Linked DNA regions of Homo sapiens: region 1 is linked to region 2. The links are chromatin loops, found by intact Hi-C in ENCODE. Cell type or tissue: ascending aorta. All regions are shown on one strand. Region 1 holds the start of NACAD (NAC alpha domain containing). Region 2 holds the start of SNHG15 (small nucleolar RNA host gene 15).

Evidence for each region. A loop is a pair of places that touch in the nucleus more often than their neighbours do. Peaks named below come from ENCODE experiments on the same cell type or tissue, not always from the same donor. Only the 100,000 strongest peaks of a DNase experiment are listed, where the experiment ranks them.
Region 1: a loop joins it to region 2, with 5 times the contacts of the local background. A loop is called at or near these places in 6 of 110 quality-filtered maps.

Annotation. Positions count from the first base shown.
Region 1 is chr7:45,087,082-45,091,081 of GRCh38, forward strand. It overlaps NACAD (NAC alpha domain containing), which reads right to left and starts at 1,888. Exons shown (of 8, transcript NM_001146334.2): 1 at 1,747-1,888. The coding sequence starts at 1,813. In ascending aorta, no CTCF peak of the experiment used is centred here; DNase peaks (open chromatin) are centred at 1,890 and 2,430; H3K4me3 peaks cover 1,836 bases; H3K27ac peaks cover 2,141 bases.
Region 2 is chr7:44,984,687-44,988,686 of GRCh38, forward strand. It overlaps SNHG15 (small nucleolar RNA host gene 15), which reads right to left and starts at 2,010. Exons shown (of 3, transcript NR_152597.1): 1 at 1,839-2,010. It overlaps SNORA9 (small nucleolar RNA, H/ACA box 9), which reads right to left and starts at 824; the gene lies at 692-824. RefSeq lists a silencer at 402-582 and enhancers at 1,109-1,855, 1,701-1,820, 1,856-2,603. In ascending aorta, no CTCF peak of the experiment used is centred here; DNase peaks (open chromatin) are centred at 1,625 and 2,045; H3K4me3 peaks cover 1,732 bases; H3K27ac peaks cover 2,543 bases.

The sequences.
Region 1 (4,000 bases), 100 kb after region 2:
TGAGAAAGGAGTCCATAGGAAGTAGCCCTCATGGGTCAGAAAGGACTTAGGGGACTCAGGAAGATGGAAGAAAACCCCTCCGAGGTTGCGGCACACCAGACCGCTATGGTTTTCTGCCTCCTGGACTCTTACTGGCCTGTATTTTATCACAGGCGAGATCACATTGCACATTCAGTTTTGAATCTAGCTATTTTCACCCAACCTAATCTCATAAGCATTTTCCTGTGTGCTCTAAATGCTCATAAGCTTCATTTTAAATGTCTCCATTATGTCCACTCCCTCACTTGGACCTAGGCCAAAGGCACCTCTGTTTGAAGCATCCAATGAAGGCCCTTCAGAGCCCAGGCCAGGTCTTGCCCAAGGTGGGGGAGCGGCGGCACACAGGGGCCAGCTCTCCAGGCTGCAGATGCCTGCCTGGTGGCTCCTGCTCTCCCGCACTCACTGGTGACCAGGACAACATCTCTTGCACCTCAGCTTTCTCATCTACAAAGCAGAGCCAGGATTAGAGTTGAAGCTGAAAGAAGGGGGACCCTGTTGCCAGGCTGCTCCAGCTCCCCTCAGCAGCATCAGAGCCCTGAGCCCTGAACCACCAGCCAAAACTTGTCACCCAAGGGCTTTGCTGCTGGGGTGATGGGACATCCAGGGGGTCCTGAGACAAGGGGGTCCTTTGGGTTCTTGCATGCCTGACACCCAACATCAGGAGTGGGCGTGGCTGGTGGGGCATCACTGGGTGCCCTGAAGCTGGGCTCTTGGTTCTGGCCCCTGGTGTGGCCCCCAGGGCAGGGGAACGGCTGAGCTGTTGGGATGGAGCAGAAACCAAAGGCCAAAGGTTTTTATAACTCATTCAAGGTCACCAAGCAAGCCAGAACAGAGCCAGCACAAGACCCTGGGGCTGGGAAGTCTGGGCCTGCACTCCCTGCCTCCCACCTAGAGCAGAGGCAGCAGCCTGTGTCACCCCAAACCAGGCCCCAGGCCCCAGCAGTGGTCCCATCTCTGGGTGACTTCTTGCCCACAGCAAGGTGCCCTTGGCCCTACCCACACATGGCTGACCTCCACGCCAGGACTGTCCAGGCTCGGCTCTTTCTAGGCCCCGTAGACCCCATCAGCCTCCACCAGCATTTGTTGACCCAGCCTAAGGACAGGTGGTCTGCACACCCAGGGCCATTGCTAATCAGGCCACCTCCCCCAAGGCCTTCCACCTTCCAGACCCAACTTAGGCTTTATTCCACCACCTGGCCCTCCATCCGGGCTTCCTAGGCTCTGGCCAGTCCTGCTCCTCCCTCCAGAGCCATGACCAGTCGCCGGCCCAGGACAGACCGGGTGCAACTGAGGACCCTCCCGGTGGTCACCTGATCGTACTGGGGGTATCAGCCGGACACCCCGCCTCCAGAACCCGCTGCCTCTGTCCAGAGCGGCCCAGCCCCAGCAGGCTGGCAGCTCGGTGCAAACAACGGGATGCAGCGGGCGGGATGCGAGCCCCACGATCCCTGGGTCGGAAGCCAAGGGCTTAAGCCCCCACGTTCTTTCTGGCTCGCGGCGGGCACTTCGTGCGCCCCACCTTCCCCGCAGTTCTGAGAGAGGCGGTAGCAGGGTTCAGATGGAGGGAAGGACAGGGCGCGGAAAGGGGAGGGGACTCGAGGGGGGCCAGGGGGATGGGGGAGAGGGGTGAAAGGTGAGCGATGGAAAGAGAACCCGGGCTGGAGAGGGGAGAGGCTGAAGGCAGGGAAAGAGTGGCCACGGCCTCACCTGTGCGGGGCCCGGGTCGGTCCGCCTCGGGCAGCAGCAGCTCGGCGCGGGCAGCCTCCCCAGGCATGGCCTGGCCGTGCGCCCGCCCGTCCCTCAGTCCTTCCGACCCTCCGTCAGTCCGTGCCGCCGCCCCGCCGAGCCTGCGCGGCCACCGCCCCTCGGCCGGGCGGTGGGGGCAGTGGGTGACGTCAGGCCGCCCCGCCCGCCTGTCCCAGCGAGTGAGCGTGCGCGGGCTCGCCAGGCACTGCGGAGGGCGTAGGGGGGGCTCCCTCCCCGCCCCCACCCCACCCGGCTGTGGCCTCCCTCTCGCTGTGGGCGGTTTCGTGGGGGAGCGGGGGTGGGCGCCTGCGCCCGGTCCCACCCTTTCCACAGCATTTACGAGGGAGGGTTTCAGGGCCAATTGGAAGCTGGGTTGCCTCAGGGTGGCATTCGCCCGTGGCCAGGAAGAGGCGGGGACGCCCCTAGAACCCTGGTTGTGGGAGGCTGGGGAGGTGGTTGGGATTCTGGGATGCTCGGAGCGCTTTGGGTGGAGTTGGCGGCGCAGCCTCCTTCCCCGCTGACCAAGCAGAGGGTGCAGGGCCTGGGGAGGGAGGGGGCCCCGCCCAGCCCGATGCCTCCATGCAAAAGGTGAGCTGGAGCTGCAGCTCTGGAGTGATTGGCTGGTCCTGGCAGTCGTCGGTCTCCGTGGCAACCGCCTCCTGTCTCCATGGCAACCAGGGATGGAGCCGACGAGAGCGCACCAGGGAAGGCGACCCGGATGGGTCGGTCTCCAGGTCTCTAGGCAACTCGGTGATCTGTCCTATCATCTCCCCTCCACCCCCACACTAGGCAGTAGAAGGAAAAGGAAGAAAGTGTTTCCCTCTATTCCTGGCAGCACCCTCTGCCACACCTCCCAGGAGGAAGCCCGCCCCGTGAATTTCCTGAAATGCCTCTTGCTTTCACACAGGCTACTGCGCCACCCAGATTCACTGAGCACCCCTCCTCCCCCGTGCCAGGCACCAGGGAGACAGATGAATGAGACATTGTCATCACCCCTGACTGGGGTGGGGGGAATCAGAGTAGCCATTGTCACAGGCAGGGAGGGAGGTTTCAACATCCTCAGTCTTCTGTGGGTTCTAACTTTGAGCTCATGAAGCCAGGGGCTGCCCTCTGACTCCCCCAGACCTGCCTCAAGGCTCAGTGCTACACACCTGGCTGCCTGCTGGGCATCTCTCCCCGCTGTACCCCAGGAGTCAGACACACCACACCATTAGAATTAACATCAACTTCAAACAATCTCTTCCAGAAAACAAAAGAGAAGGGGACACTTCCTAACTCATTTTATAAGGCAAGAAATATCCTGATGTCAAAACTAACAATGTGTCGCCAGGCGCGGAGGCTCACGCCTGTAATCCCAGCACTTTGGGAGGCCGAGGCTGGCGGATCACGAGGTCAGGAGATCGAGGCCATTCTGGCTAACGTGGTGAAACCCCGTCTCTACTAAAAATACAGAAAATGAGCCGGGAGTGGTAGCGGGCTCCTGTAGTCCCAGCTACTCAGGAGGCTGAGGCAGGAGAATGGCGTTAACCCGGGAAGCGGAGGTTGCAGTGAGCCGAGATCGCACCACTGCACTCCAGCCTGGGCGACAGAGCGAGACTCCGTCTCAAAAAAAAAAAAAAAAAAAAAAAAACTAACAAAGTGTCAATACACCCCAAGACCCCCAAAACGAAAACTGCAGACCAGCATCTCTCATGAATTCAGGCACAAAAATTCTCAATATTGGCAAATCAAATATAATGATGTATAAAAAAAATACACCATGACCAAGTGGAATTTATTCCACGTATGCAAGGCTGGTTTGACAGTTGAAAATCAATCAACAATACTCCAGAACACCAACAGGCTAAAGAAGAAAAATTTTGGTATCAGTTGACACAGAAAATGTGTTTGACATAACCAACATCATTCATGATTTAAAAAAAAACACTTTCAGCAAGTTAAAAATAAACTTGATAAAGATCTTATATAAAAAACTTATACAGCTAACATCATACTTAATGGTGAAAGACTGAATGCTTTTTAAGATTGGGAACAAGGCAAGGGTGTCCGCACTCACCACTCTTTTCAACATATTATTGGAATTTCTAAACCTTGCAATAAAGCAAGAAGAAATAAAAGGCAGATTGACTTCCAGAATGAAAGCATGGGGAGTTCTGCTGAGCAGCTCCCCAGTGAAACTGGTAAAAATTATTATTATTAATTTTAATTTTTTAAT
Region 2 (4,000 bases):
GTTTGTGGCTGGGCAACCCTGGACACATAATTCTGACCTTGGGCCCCTCATCTGTACTGAACTTAAAAACGACCTCATGATGATACCTCAAAGATTTAAAACAATTAAGAGGTCTGGCGCAAAATAGGTGTTCAACATTAGCACCTTCCTCTTCCATGAGTTTTTCCTTTAAGATGAGCACACATTGACCTCACCCTCCACTAGCTCCTGGGGCACTCAGCTCCTCTGCAGAACTGAGACTTTGGTTCTCTTTGCTTTGCCTTGTAAATATCCTATTCCATGAGTCTCTCAGGGCAGGACTCTTCCCTGTTATTCCTCTTCACTGTTTCAACTCCTACCCTTACCACCACTCTTGGCTTCATCCTCAACTTTTATAAGACTTTTGCTTTAAGTGTATAATAAAATAAAATTTGTACTGAGCCTGGAGCACAGCAAACACTCAGGATTCCCTTCACCTTTCACACCAGCATTGTCCAAAACAACTTCCACAGCGACAGAAATGCCCTCTAATCTGTGCGGTCCAATATGGTAGCCACTGGCCACCTGTGGCTACTGATCATCTGAAATGTGGCTAGTGTGAAAATGAAATAAAACTCCAAATTTAATTTAATCATGTGTGCCAAGTGGCTACCACATTAGATGGCACGGATCTATACAAGGCCCAGGACACTAGATCCAGGAGGGAGGAAGTCATTGTCTGAAATTTCTATAACCTTGCTCTGGATGGAGCAGGGCAAGGCCTCAAACCGTTTCAAAACTGTTCTAGCAAGCACTGAAGGAATGCATAGGGTCACCGCAGACCCAAGCACGCTGGAGGCTTGCTACCCTCATTCACCCAAATCCCCCACACTCAAGGAATCTGGCAGTCCACTCTCACTAAGCACCAGTCCCTGCTGGGGGCTGTGGGAAGAGACCAGAGTTCAATTAGGCACCTGAGCTTGGTTCCAGGAGCCCAGAGCTACTAATGACTCTCAGGGAAAGATCCTTTCTGGCTGAGGAAGAAGGGAAGGTGTCTTGGAAGAGATAACCTTATTAAATTATTAAATAGATCAGACAACACGAACTAAACTTCCACATTATTCTATGACACTACAATTCTAGCATGGCTTTTCACTGTGACCAGAAACATCCTTATCATCATGTAGTTAATATAAATACTGCCTTTTCCCCTTCATTTTTTTCTCATGTATCTTACGGCTCAGAAATCACTTCTGAAGGAGTAAGTAGACCAGGCACATGAAGTAGATTTCATTTTCCCCATGAAATAATGGTTCAGAGAAAACGCAGGCCTAGTTCCAGGAAGGCAGAGTTGGGGTCTCTGCAACGTGATTTACCGGGGCATCTTGCAAAGGAGTTGCTGTGACAGTAAGCTCTTCCACTTTGAGACCGTCACCTCAGCCACGGCTCCCACCTAGAAGGGAACAAATGCAGTTAGCTCCAAACGCAGTTAGCTTCAGCTTGTGCCTCTGAACCATTATCCAGCTCTAGCTCCTTGCAACGCCTGGCCCACTCTACAGCCTCTCTTGCGGCAGGTCTACACGCCACCCCATGCCTTCCGGTGAGGTCCCTCCTGACCACACGTCCCATCCCACCTACTGGGGTCCACCCAGGTCATGCAGAAGCCCCACTTCTCGGCTGAAAGAGAAGCACGAGGTTACTCATCAAGTAATCCCCGAGTCTCCTCCGGGTAAAATGTTCCGAACGCGCTCAACCGCCTCTTGAGAGGAAGTAGCACGTGTAGTGAAGGCTTGGTCTCCAAGAATCACTGGTGCCCCCACTCACTGCGGCCCAGCCTCCCACGCCGCCCGCCACTGAACCCAATCCCCCAGGACCCCTACCTGGGCTCAGGAATGGTCAGGCAACACGTGGGGCCCAGGATGGCGGTGGATGACTAGACTGCCGAAGACCGCGCCGCTGCGACTACGAAGTACGGAGTACGGAGTACAGGTCTGCCAGCCAAGACTGACGCCGCGCGCTGCGCCGCGCACCTCGACGTCACCGCGTAGTCCCGCCCCGAAGCCGTGCGTGGCCGGGGCCACAGCGTTTGGGGTAGATGACGTCACGCGGCCGCGGGCGCTCGCTTGGTAGGGTGTGCTGGGGCGTAGAGTTTAGGGTCCTGAGGCTGCGTCTGCGTGTCAACTCAGTGGAGTCTCTCGACCGCCCTTTGTTACCCTCCTTTAGTGACCAGAAGGCTGGAGTTACGTAATCTGCCCCTACAGCTAAAAGGACGGAGGCCTGACGGCGTGGCCTGGAGGGACGCGCTGAGCCCCTAATGGGTGGTGCCTTCCTGGTGCGGCCGCACAGGCGGGGCCGGGCGGAATCCAAGCACGATGTGGACACGGAGCCTTGGGAATGAACAGGAGCCTGCCTGTGGGAGCATGTGGGAAAGGTGATGCAGGTGGAAGGGCAAATACAAATTATACATAGGGTTTAATTTTCCCTGAGGAAAAGAAGGGACGAGAAACCATCCCCCTCCCTTTTTCTTTCAAAATTTCAGCCTCTCTCCTTTCCAAATGTACTCAAGTCTTTTTCTTATATGGCCAGGTTCAACTCAGGAATGTTTCTTGGGAGCCATCTCCTTGAAGTGTAATTGTTGGCTGGGTGCGGTGGCTCACGCCTGCAATCCCAGCACTTTGGGAGGCTGAGGCGGGCGGATCACAAGATCAAGAGATCGAGACCATCCTGGCCAACATGGTGAAACTCTGTCCCTACTAAAAATACAAAAATTAGCTGGGCATGGTGAAGCGTGCCTGTAGTACCAGCTACTCGGGAGGCTGAGGCAGGAGAATCGCTTGAACCCGGGAGGCGGAGGTTGCAGTGAGCCGACATAGCACCACTGCACTCCAGCCTGGAGACAGAGCGAGACTCTGTCTCAAAAACAAAGAAAGAAAAAAATGCAATTGTTAAGGGACGAAAGGGCCAAGAGTCCAGCTTCTTAGGAGGACAAAGGCTTAACTTGGCACCTGACTCCAAATTGCAAAACCTACATAATGTGATGGGCTATCTCTACTTAGCTGCATAGAAAAAGTGAGTTTCTGTCTTTGTGTTGCCTTTAGCAGGTTGCATGTGATGTACGGCATCACAATCTGGTTTAATACTTATTCAGTAATGGTTTTCTGTCTCTTCTACCTTTGTGGAGAGGTTTCATGGGTTGGGAGGAAACTACTCTCCACCCCCCACCCACCCCCAGGCAGAGGAAAGCACATTGAAAGGTCCTGAAATTGGGAAGGACATGGTTTGCTGGTGATACAGCTAAGTATTACAAGTTTGTAGTGTTCTGGAAGGGTCTCAATGAGGAGCGGGAGATAAGGACGATGTGTTCAAGGGTCTTGAATGATCAGGCTAGAAAAGTGAGAACGTGGTTCTATAAGTAAAAGCAGAGCAGTGCTTGAAACTCGTATTTTATGTATTGCACCTAGTAAATACATTCAATCACTTTACAGTATACAAATCCCATACTTCACTAAGTGTCAAAACCCTAACAGACAGATAAGGCAGAACTGTTACTTCCAGATTACTAACGTGGAAACTAAGCCCCACCCAAACAAGTTAAGTGGTTTGTTCAAGACCTCCTACAACAGGCTGGGCGCGGTGGCTTATGCCTGTCATCCCAGCACTTTGGGAGGCCGAGGCGGGGAGGCGGGTGGATCACCTGAGGTCAGGAATTTGGGGCTAGCCTGACTGACATGGAGAAACCCGGTCTCTACTAAAAATACAAAATGAGCCGGGCGTGGTGGTGCCTGCCTGTAATCCCAGCTACTTGGGAGGCTGAGGCAGGAGAATTGCTTGAACCCAGGGGGCGGAGGTTGCGGTGAGCCGAGATCGCGCCATTGCACTCTAGCCTGGACAACAAGAGTGAAACTCCATCTCAAAAAAAAAAAAAAAAAAAAGGACCTCCTACAACAGCCAGGGCCTGGTGCAGGTTGTCCTAGCACAGGGTTCACTGGTCTGTCCATTCTGCCACTGCTATGAGATTGTAATGGCCCAACAGGTTCACCTT